Linked DNA regions of Homo sapiens: region 2 is linked to region 1. Evidence: chromatin loops called from intact Hi-C (ENCODE). Cell type or tissue: transverse colon. All regions are shown on one strand. Links, peaks and the distances in the headings refer to the core of each region. The heading gives the core; the rest is flanking DNA. Region 1 has its middle 13 kb from the start of PIGP. Region 2 overlaps TTC3 (tetratricopeptide repeat domain 3).

Region 1 (5,383 bases), core at 185-5,184:
GTCAGTGCATTGCACTCAGTAAGGGTGAATATTTTGACTGAACGTCTGTTTCAACCACTTCAGAGCCTCTCTGTTCACCTCTTACTCCAGCCACTGATGCCCCAAACAGTTCATGCAAATTTAACCACATCCACATAGGTGCCTCTTATAGTACACTCTGGAAGGAGAGGGGTTAACACCCACAGGACCAGCCTGGAGCCCAACCTGGGAGAGGTATCAGTGGATATACACATCCTTCTTTCAGCCCGGAGGAGACAGTTCTGCACTGCATTCCATGAGCTCCTCAGAAGGTCTCATGGGATTGAACTGCGGTTGCCACGATGGTGGTGGACTCAGCCCACGTGCTTGTCTGTCTGATGTGTTTTGCACCCTCTGCCACTTGGCCCTGCTCTCTGTGGTCACTTTCCCAGTAAATTGCCTGCACACAAGCCTTTGTCCCAGTCTCTGCTTTCAGAACTCCAGCTGAGATGTTTTTTGTTTTTGGTATTTTTGAGACAGGATCAAAGCTGGAATGCAGTGGTGCCATCATGGCTCACTGCAGCCTTGAACTCCCAGGCTCAAGCGATCCTCCCACCTCAGCCTCCCAAGTAGCTATGACCACAGGCATGCACCGCTATGCCTAGCTAATCTTTTTATTTTTTTTTTTTTTGTAGTGACAGGGTCTCCCTGTGTTGCCCAGGCTGTGAGATGTTTTTGTTTTGTAAAAATTGTGCTTCTGCCATGATGTATAATGCATGTCCTAATTTAAGAAAAAAGTTTGAAAGACACTGTTCTGCAATGAGCCCAAATAATAGCCTAAAATACTCCAAATAGAAAGTGTCAATAATATAAAAATTTCCATATATTAACAAAACCTTCTCCAGTGATTCAACTCCCAGGGAGAAATAAAAGCCCAAGTATGAAATCACCTAATGAAAAGCCAACATAATTTAAATCCAAAATTCTGCTCCCCCTAATTTCTTGACCTGCCCTGTTTTAGTTAAAAGGATCTCAATCAGATGTTTGGGTTTCCTCAGGAAGCTGCTGCCTAGGCTGTCATAAGAATGGGAGTCATTCCTTAAGCACATTGACCCAACCCAAAATTTCTTGCATCTCCCAGTTTTTTAAAGATTCAGTAGGCTATATGAAAATGTCATATTAACAGTCCCATGCCCATGGAACTTTGAAAATCCAAATAAATCAACTCCTACAGCAATAGTGATGGAACCCAGTACATTGTATAGTACAGACCCACCAGCCAGTAACTAGAACAGACTTGATGGGACATGGGGAAAGGAAGACAGAAAACGGAAGAGGAAAGAGAGATTCTTCTTGATTCATCGTGCTGGGGTGCAGGTCAGGCTATGGCAGTTTTCATGGGTCTCAGTCACTCAGTTTAACACAATTAGGTTCATGGTGGCACTATTTACTATTTTGGGTTGGGAGGAAATGTACTTATCCCACCTTTTCTAGTCAGGAGAGTTTGTCATTCCATGGTAAAATAAATAAATAAATAATAATCCTAAATTGTCAATGGCTTAACATAACAGTTTAGTTTTCAAAGAACTGCACTTTGAGGTAGCCACCAAATCTGAACAGGGCCACATGGACAAGCACAGTGGATGTTTCAGTGATTACCTATCTGGACCTATGACTGAGGACCAGATATTCTTTTCCTCTCTGTGCCTCATCACCACTTAAGTCTCAGAGGTCAGAAATGCAATGGAAATCTCAATTAGGGACCAAAGGACTCACAGAGTGAGAAATGATGGCATTGTGGAAAATACAGTCTTGAACAAGGGCATTTGTGGACCAAGATTTATATTTTCACACAATGCAGGGGAAGTTAATGTCCAATAATTCAATACCTGCCTAAGGTTATTTCTGCAAATCCAGCATGCCCAAGCTCTGCTTGTATAGGTTACAGTCACAGGGGACCCTATGGCCAGGGCTGGAAGAAGCCAGCTAGAGCCTCACAGTGACTCAGATGCCACACTCCAATTGCACTGTAGTCAGCCCACTTGTGTCATAAAGCCTGTTTACACAAAGCCTAGCATATTAGAAGCAGCTGTGAGTCAGCCTGCTTCAGCTGCTGCTGCTGCCCCAAGAGGCCCATCTCTCCCTGTGATACTTTGGTTTCTAAGGCAACCTCTTTTGAATGTTCTCAGTGAATGCACCATGGGTGGGCACATCCTGGGGAAAGTTCAGTCACTCACTCCTCACCACCATTCTGTGAAGGACTTACGCACCTGGCAAGAATTAAAATGCAGTGTCTACCTTATTGCTGATGGAGCCCGATTTTCAAGTGCTGCATAAGCCTGAAGCCAAAATCATGCTTTCTTCCCTAAATCTAGACTTGGGGACTGATGTGAGGAGGACTGGGCCTGCAGACCTGGAGACATGGCCTGACCAGCTGCATGCTCAGGAGGTGGCAGGGCCAGGTGGATAGCAGACAACTCCATGCAGTCACTCTTGGCTCGTTTTCACCCATCGGCTAAGTCACAGCTCTTCCCAGGGGTATAAAGAATATGGGGGGTTGGGCGCGGTGGCTCACACCTGTAATCTCAGCAATTTGGGAGGCTGAGGCAGGTGGATCACCTGAGGTCGGAAGTTTGAGACCAGCCTGACCAACATGGAGAAACCCTGTCTCTACTAAAAACACAAAATTAGCCGGGCGTGGAGGTGGGCGCCTATAATCCCAGCTACTCAGGAGGCTGAGGCAGGACAATCGCTTGAACCCGGGAGGTGGAGGTTGCAGTGAGCCGAGATTGCTCCATTGCACTCCAGCCTGGGCAACAAGAGTGAAACTCCATCTCAAAAAATAAAAAAGAATATAGGGAAGACAGAGTGGCAGAAGTGGCTTCCTCACTACTACCCCAAAAAGACTGAAGTGTTGCAATTGTTGAGGCAAAAACATGATGGCTCCCAGACACTAGCCACTTGGGCTGTCTCCTGTTTTCCCCTATTTTAAACAATGAGTACAACAAACATCTTTTGTGGATAAACTTTATGAAATTGTGTCCTTGGGCTAGGCTTCTTGTATTGGAATTACTACAGGGTCAAAGAGCTTGAATGTTGATATGGTTCAGCTCTGTGTCCCCACCCAAATCTCATCTCGAATTTTAATCCCCACGTGTTGAGGGAGGGACCTGGTGGGAGGTGACTGGATCATGGGAGTGGTTTCCCCAAAGCTGTTCTCCTGAAAGTGAGGGAGGCCTCACGAGATCTGATGATTTAAAAGTGGCAGTTTCCCCTGCATTCTATCTCTGTCTCTCCTTCCACTATGTAAGACACGCCTTGCTTCCCCTTCACCTTCTGCCGTGAATGTAAGTTTCCTGAGGCCTCCCCAGCCATGTGGAACTGTGAGTCAATTAAACCTCTTGTTTATAAATTACCCAGTCTCAGGTAGTATCTTTATAGCAGTGTGAGAATGGACTAATACAAATAATACTAGTACAAAACAGACTAAGACACTTAATATAAAACACCAGAGTGATCTCCAAAAGGATTCTATCAGTTTACTCCCTGTAACTCACCAACACTGGGGATTACCCATGTACCCTTATGTATTGTTCCTCAAATTTGGAGTATACAAAATATCATGGTGTTCCATTTTTCCTAGTCTAACTGAATATGCTTTGATTTTCCACGGTTCATTATTAACAGACATTTCAGAGTCATTTATTGTGGGATTTCCTGACCCTCCTTTGGGTTACTTATGCTTATTCTATCAAAGAAAATGGAAGAGGATACTTGTTTTTAATCTATGGTATTTGCTGTCACTGCCATTGTGCCTTATCGAGGCTTATGGTTCCACCTCCTCCCTCCCCTCCCTCACAAACTGCCAAAGGCTCACAGGGCTTGGAGCTCTGTGTCCAAAGGACCGTGTCTCAACCAACCCGCTATTCAAGGCCCTCCTCCATGGGTGCTGCACACCAACTGTATTGGTCTCTGTCCACCTGTCCCAGTCTCAGCACCCGCAGCCATCACTGCTGGGTTTGGGCACACACCCTGTGGCAGAGGCTTCTGACATCTCTGTGTTTGTTCTCCCCATCTTCCTTTGAAATAGTTCCCCATTTTTAACGAGGCATGTGGTGGCCCAGAATAGAGCAACAAAAAGTAGGCCAGATGCCAGAAAGTGGCTCAGTAATTACCACTTGTCCCACTTTTGCTAAGAAATTAAGGAATGGTATGTAGTTTTAATTTGCAACTTGGAATACTAACAAAACTCAGTATTTTTATTCAAATAGTGGATAAAAACTCAGTATTTTTATTCAAATAGACAAACAGTGAATGAATAAATAAACAAATGGCACTTAAGTGGCCAACCTCCAAGGAGCAAAGTGAAAAGAGCATGGGCTTTGGGAATCCATTAGAACTGAGCTCAAGTCCCAGCTACACTACTTCCTGCCAGTGTACCTTGGGCAGGTTACATTACCTCTCTGAGCTCGGTTTCTTCATCTGTAAAACATCACTTATTGTGTAGGCTACTGGGAAACAGGAAGTATATAAAATGCTTAAAACTGTGCTTGGGCCACAGTCAGGCCTTGAGTAATGGTAATCGCTATTGTACCCCACACTTTTCCTCACTGTGTTCACCACTCTGGAAACTGCTTCATCTCCACCAATTCCTGTCCATCATTGTATTTGTTTCCTGGGGCTGCAGTAACAAATCGCCTCAAACTAAGTGGCTTTAAACAATAGAAATGGATTATCTCGCAGTCCTGGAGGTCACAAGACTGAGATGAGCTTCAGAGCCATCAAGGCCTCAGCAGGGCCAAACTCCCTCCGGAAGTGGGAGGGGACACTGCCTGGCCTTGTCCAGCCTTACGCTACATCACACAGCCTTGGTTTGTGGCTGCGTCTCGCCACTGCCTGCCTCAGTGGTCCTGTGGGTGCTCCCCTTCAGTATCCATCAAACCTCCCATGGCCTCTGTCCTCTAAGGACATGTTCTCGCATTGCTATAAAGAACTACCTAAGGCCAGGCACGGTGGCTCATGCCTGTAGTCCCAGCACTTTGGGAGGCTGAGGCGAGCAGATCACAAGGTCAGGAGTTTGAGACCAGCCTGACCAACATGGTGAAACCCCATCTCTACTGAAAATACAAAAATTAGCCGGGCAGGGTGGTGCACGCCTGTAATCCCAGCTACTCAGGAGGCTGAGGCAGGAGGCCTGGTATGCAGAAGGGCCCTCGATAAATACCTGCCCAGTGAATGAGTAAGCCAGGCAGAGAAAGTGGCGGTGGAGGTAAAGCACATCTTGGGGGCCGTCCACCCAGAGCCCTATGCTACTTGCCCTGGCTCTAATGGATGGACGGATGGATGGACAGATGGAGGGACAGAGGCCTTGGCATAATTTGGCTGACTTGTCTCTGAAGGTTGGAATGTAAATTTCTCTTCCACC
Region 2 (5,383 bases), core at 119-5,118, 55 kb before region 1:
TCAGGTGATTATCCCACCTTAGCCTCCCAAGTAGCTGGGATTATAGGCACATGCCACCATGCCCAACTAATTTTTTGTAAAGATATGGTTTTGCCATGTTGCTCAGGCTGGTCTTGAACTCAAGGGATCTGCCCGTCCTGCCCTCCCAAAGTGCTGGGATTACAGGAGTGAGCGCCAGGTCTTCAAAAAGTTTTAATAACTGTTTTTCTTAATTGATAATATATTAAAATAGCAGGAAGTATTTCTGGAAAACCAGTATCATGGTTTGGGTTTCAGTATTTGGAATTCTATCATTCATTCATTCATTTTACAAATATTGATATAGCACCTGTCAAACACCAGGTTCAAGGATCAGCAAAGATTTTGTTTCAAGCAAAAGAATGACTCATAATGAAAATACCAACAAACTGGTCACCCTCAAACAGAACCACCAGTTTTGTCTTTTATTTGCAATGACACCTTGCAAAAATCACTCTACCTCTCTGGGACTCAATTGCTTCATGTGTAAAATAAGGCATTTAAAAAATGATTCTAAAATCTGGATGCAGAAGTCCACCTGGGGAATTTTACAATCTCCACACTCCTAGATACATTCCTAGGCCACCTGAATCACAATTTGGGGGAAAAGCGAAGAAATCTGTCTTTTAAACAAGGTCTCCAGGCTGACTTTTCCCTTTTACTTTATACCTTGCTATATTCTATTTTTCTCTTTAATCATGTGATATTTATAATATAAAGTTCATTTAAAAAAATTAAACAAAATAAACTCCTACAATTAATCTAATGAAGGCTATCCGCAGAGCAGTAATGGAAGTATCAAATTAGACTAAATTCCCTAAGGCCTTCAAATTCTGATTCTACTTGCACTAGCTTTTTTTAAATTACGTAAAACCAGGAATGAAGTATGAAATACATGTGCCTTTCTATATCTTATTTAAAGCTCCACTTAAAAAAAAATTTATTTATTTTTATTTTTTTATTTTTTAGATGGAGTTTCACTCTGTCACCCAGGCTGGAATGCAGTGGTGTGATCTCAGCTCACTGTAACCTCCATCTCCTGGGTTCAAGTGATTCTCCTGCCTCAGACTCCTGAGTAGCTAGACAGGAATGCACCACAACATCCAGTAATTTTTTAAAATTTTTTTGTAGAGACGGGGTTTCACATGTTGGCCAGGCTGGTCTTGGAACTCCTGACTTCAAGTGATCTGCCCGCCTCAGCCTCCTGAAGTGCTAGGATTACAGGTGTGAGCCATCATGCCTGGCATCTAAAGCTTCACTTAAAAAAAAAATATTTTTATAATTTAGGAAAATACAGAGACTAATACACAGATACCCAGAATTAACTGTTAACATTTTGTTATATTTGCTTCTGATTTTTAAATGAAATAAATAAAACTATTTCTGATGATACAGATATGGCTGAAATCTCCTTTGTACCCTCTCCAATCTCCTTTCCCTCTCTTACTGCCCAGAAGCAAACACTATCATGAACTCGATAGATATTTTTCCAGCCTATGTTTTATTGACTTTTTCATTTAACTTTTTAAAATCCATAAATGTTGATAAGCCAGCTAATTCAACTGCAATCTACTATTTGATTCATTCAATCACTAAGTCAACAATTATTTACTAATGAGTGCCTGCTAAGTAAGTGTCAGGCAGCTTGTCAGACAGTCTGGATTCAAGAGTGAAGTGAACCAAACACCAAAAAAATCTTTCCTTGTGGAGCTCATATTATACTGGAAGACACACAATAGCCACTATAACTCAAACAGTAGATATAATGTATTAGATAATGGTAAGTCCTAAGAAGAAAAAAGTAAAGCAAGGAAAGAAGATAAGAAATGCGTAGGAAGTGAGGTGTTTGGCATTTTAGTAATGAGGCCAAGGAATGTTTCACTGAGAAGAGTCCTTTCAATATCGACTGAAAAGAAATAAGGGGGCTGGCCAACGCTCTGGGGAAAAGCATTCTAGGCAGAGGGAAGGGCAAGTACAAAGTGGAAGTGGGCCTGGAATGTCTGAGGAACAGTGAGGATGCCAAGAGGCCAAGATAAAGTGAACCAGGGACAGAGCAGGAGCAGTGAGGTTGGAGAAACAACAAGTGTTCAAGACGGGGACAGATCACACAGGTCAGAGTAACAACTTTGATCAAGTGAAAATACCACATTTATCTGCTGCTTTATCAATAGACATGTAGGTATTTGCAGTTGTGTGCCATTAAAACAATGCTGCAATGACCAACCTTGCATATCAAACCATGTGCACATTTGCAAGAAATTTTCTAGAGCACACACACTCAGAATCAAGTAACTGTGGAGTCTATTATAGTGCTCCCTGACTTGGTTGTAAGCAATCACACTCCCACCAGTTTACTGGGGCTTCCTGTTACTACACATACCCACCAACACCAGACTATCAGCCTCTTTAATTTCTGCCAATCTGAAGGACTCAGACAATATGACATTGTAATATTTACTCACATAGTGGGTTCTGTGTGGAGGCCCTCTATTCTGCACTATTGGTTTCATTCTTTTATCTGTGTACCAAATCCCTACAATTTTAATTACTAGGAAATAGAAATAGTTTCTTTATTATTATTATTATTATTATTATTATACTTTAAGTTTTAGGGTACATGTGCACAACGTGCAGGTTTGTTACATAGGTATACATGTGCCATGTTGCTGTGCTGCACCCATTAACTCGTCATTTAGCATTAGGTATATCTCCTAATGCTATCCCTCTCCCCTCCCACCTCACAACAGGCCCCGGTGTGTGATGTTCCCCTTCCTGTGTCCATGTGCTCTCATTGTTCAATTCCCACCTATGAGTGAGAACATGCGGTGTTTGGTTTTTTGTCCCTGCAACAGTTTGCTGAGAATGATGGTTTCCAGCTTCATCCATGTCCCTACAAAGGACATGAACTCATCATTTTTTATGGCTGCTTAGTATTCCATGGTGTATATGTGCCATATTTTCTTAACCCAGTCTATCATTGTTGGACATGTGGGTTGGTTCCAAGTCTTTGCTATTGTGAATACTGCCACAATAAACATATGTGTGCATGTGTCTTTATAGCAGCATGATTTATAATCCTTTGGGTATATACCCAGTAATGGGATGGCTGGGTCAAATGGTATTTCTAGTTCGAGATCCCTGAGGAATCGCCACACTGACTTCCACAATGGTTGAACTAGTTTACAGTCCCACCAACAGTGTAAAAGTGTTCCTATTTCTCCACATCCTCTCCAGCACCTGTTGTTTCTTGACTTTTTAATGATTGCCATTCTAAATGGTGTGAGATGGTATCTCACTGTGGTTTTGATTTGCATTTCTCTGATGGCCAGTGATGAGCATTTTTTCATGTGTCTGTTGGCTACATAAATGTCTTCTTTTGAGAAGGGTCTGTTCATATCCTTCGCCCACTTTTTGATGGGGTTGTTTTTTTCTTGTAAATTTGTTTGAGTTCATTGTAGATTCTGGATATTAGCCCTTTGTCAGATGAGTAGGTTGCAAAAATTTTCTCCCATTTTGTAGGTTGCCTGTTCACTCTGATGGTAGTTTCTTTTGCTGTGCAGAAGCTCTTTAGTTTAATTAGATCCCATTTGTCAATTTTGGCTTTTGTTGCCATTGCTTTTGGTGTTTTAGACATGAAGTCCTTGCCCATGCCTATGTCCCGAATGGTATTGCCTAGGTTTTCTTCTAGGGTTTTTATGGTTTTAAGTCAAACATTGAAGTCTTTAATCCATCTTGAATTAATTTTTGTATAAGGTGCAAGGAAGGGATCCAGTTTCAGCTTTCTACATATGGTTGGCCAGTTTTCCCAGCACCATTTATTAAATAGGGAATCCTTTCCCCATTGCTTGTTTTTGTCAGGTTTGTCAAAGATCAGATAGTTGTAGATATGTGGCACTATTTCTGAGGGCTCTGTTCTGTTCCATTGGTCTATATCTTTGTTTTGGTACCAGTAACATGCTGTTTTAGTTACTGTAGCCTTGTAGTATAGTTTGAAGTCAGGTAAGCATGATGCCTCCAGCTTTGTTCTTTTGGCTTAGGATTGACTTGGTAATGTGGGCTCTTTTTTGGTTCCATATGAACTTTAAAGTAGTTTTTTTCCAATTCTGTGAAGAAAGTCATTGGTAGCTTGATGGGGATGGCACTGAATCTATAAATTACCTTGGGCAATATGGCCATTTTCACAATATTGATTCTTCCTACCCATGAGCATGGAATGTTCTTCCATTTGTTTGTATCCTCTTTTATTTCATTGAGCAGTGGTTTGTAGCTCTCCTTGAAGAGGTCCTTCACATCCCTTGTAAGTTGGATTCCTAGGTATTTTATTCTCTTTGAAGCAATAGCGAATGGGAGTTCACTCATGATTTGGCTCTCTGTTTGTTATTGGTGTGTAAGAATGCTTGTGATTTTTGCACATTGATTTTGTACTCTGAGACTTTGCTGAAGTTGGTTATCAGCTTAAGGAGATTTTGGGCTGAGACGATGGGGTTTTCTAGATATACAATCATGTTATCTGCAAACAGGGACAATTTGACTTCCTCTTTTCCTAATTGAATGCCCTTTATTTCCTTCTGCGTGATTGCCCTGGCCAGAACTTCCAACACTATGTTGAATAGGAGTGGTGAGAGAGGGCATCCCTGTCTTGTGCCAGTTTTCAAAGGGAATGCTTCCAGTTTTTGTCCATTCAGTATGATATTGGCTGTGGGTTTGTCATAGCTAGCTCTTATTATTTTGAAATACATCCCATCAATACCTAATTTACTGAGAGTTTTTAGCATGAAGCGTTGTTGAATTTTGTCAAAGGACTTTTCTGCATCTATTGAGATAATCATGTGGTTTTTGTCATTGGTTCTGTTTATATGCTGGATTACATTTATTGATTTTCATATGTTGAACCGGCCTTGCATCCCAGGGATGAAGCCCACTTGATCATGGTGGATAACCTTTTTGATGTGTTGCTGGATTCGGTTTGCCAGTATTTTACTGAGGATTTTTGCATCAATGTTCATCAAGGATATTGGTCTAAAATTCTCTTTTTTTGTTGTGTCTCTGCCAGGCTTTGGTATCAGGATGATGCTGGCTTCATAAAATGAGTTAGGGAGGATTCCCTCTTTTTCTATTGATTGGAATAGTTTCAGAAGGAATGGTACCAGCTCCTCCTAGTACCTATGGTAGAATTCGGCTGTGAATCCATCTGGTTCCGGACTTTTTTTGATTGGTAAGCTATTAATTATTGGCTCAACTTCAGAGCCTGTTATTGGTCTATTCAGAGATTCAACTTCTTCCTGGTTTAGTCTTGGGAGAGTGTATGTGTCGAGGAATTTATCCATTTCTTCTAGATTTTCTAGTTTATTTGCGTAGAGGTGTT

Evidence for each region. A loop is a pair of places that touch in the nucleus more often than their neighbours do. Peaks named below come from ENCODE experiments on the same cell type or tissue, not always from the same donor. Only the 100,000 strongest peaks of a DNase experiment are listed, where the experiment ranks them.
Region 2: it touches region 1 in a loop (7-fold over the local background); 1 of 110 quality-filtered maps calls a loop at or near these places.

What each region holds. Positions count from the first base shown.
Region 1 is chr21:37,057,158-37,062,540 of GRCh38, reverse strand. No RefSeq gene overlaps it. Among named protein-coding and RNA genes, the nearest start is that of PIGP, 13 kb to the left of the region's middle. In transverse colon, for the core only: a CTCF peak has its summit at 2,146; a DNase peak (open chromatin) is centred at 1,990; H3K27ac peaks cover 1,033 bases.
Region 2 is chr21:37,112,408-37,117,790 of GRCh38, reverse strand. The region is part of intron 11 of TTC3 (tetratricopeptide repeat domain 3); the gene reads right to left. Among named protein-coding and RNA genes, the nearest start is that of TTC3, 42 kb to the right of the region's middle. RefSeq lists a cis regulatory region at 348-371 and an enhancer at 288-432. In transverse colon, for the core only: no CTCF peak of the experiment used is centred there; no DNase peak of the experiment used is centred there.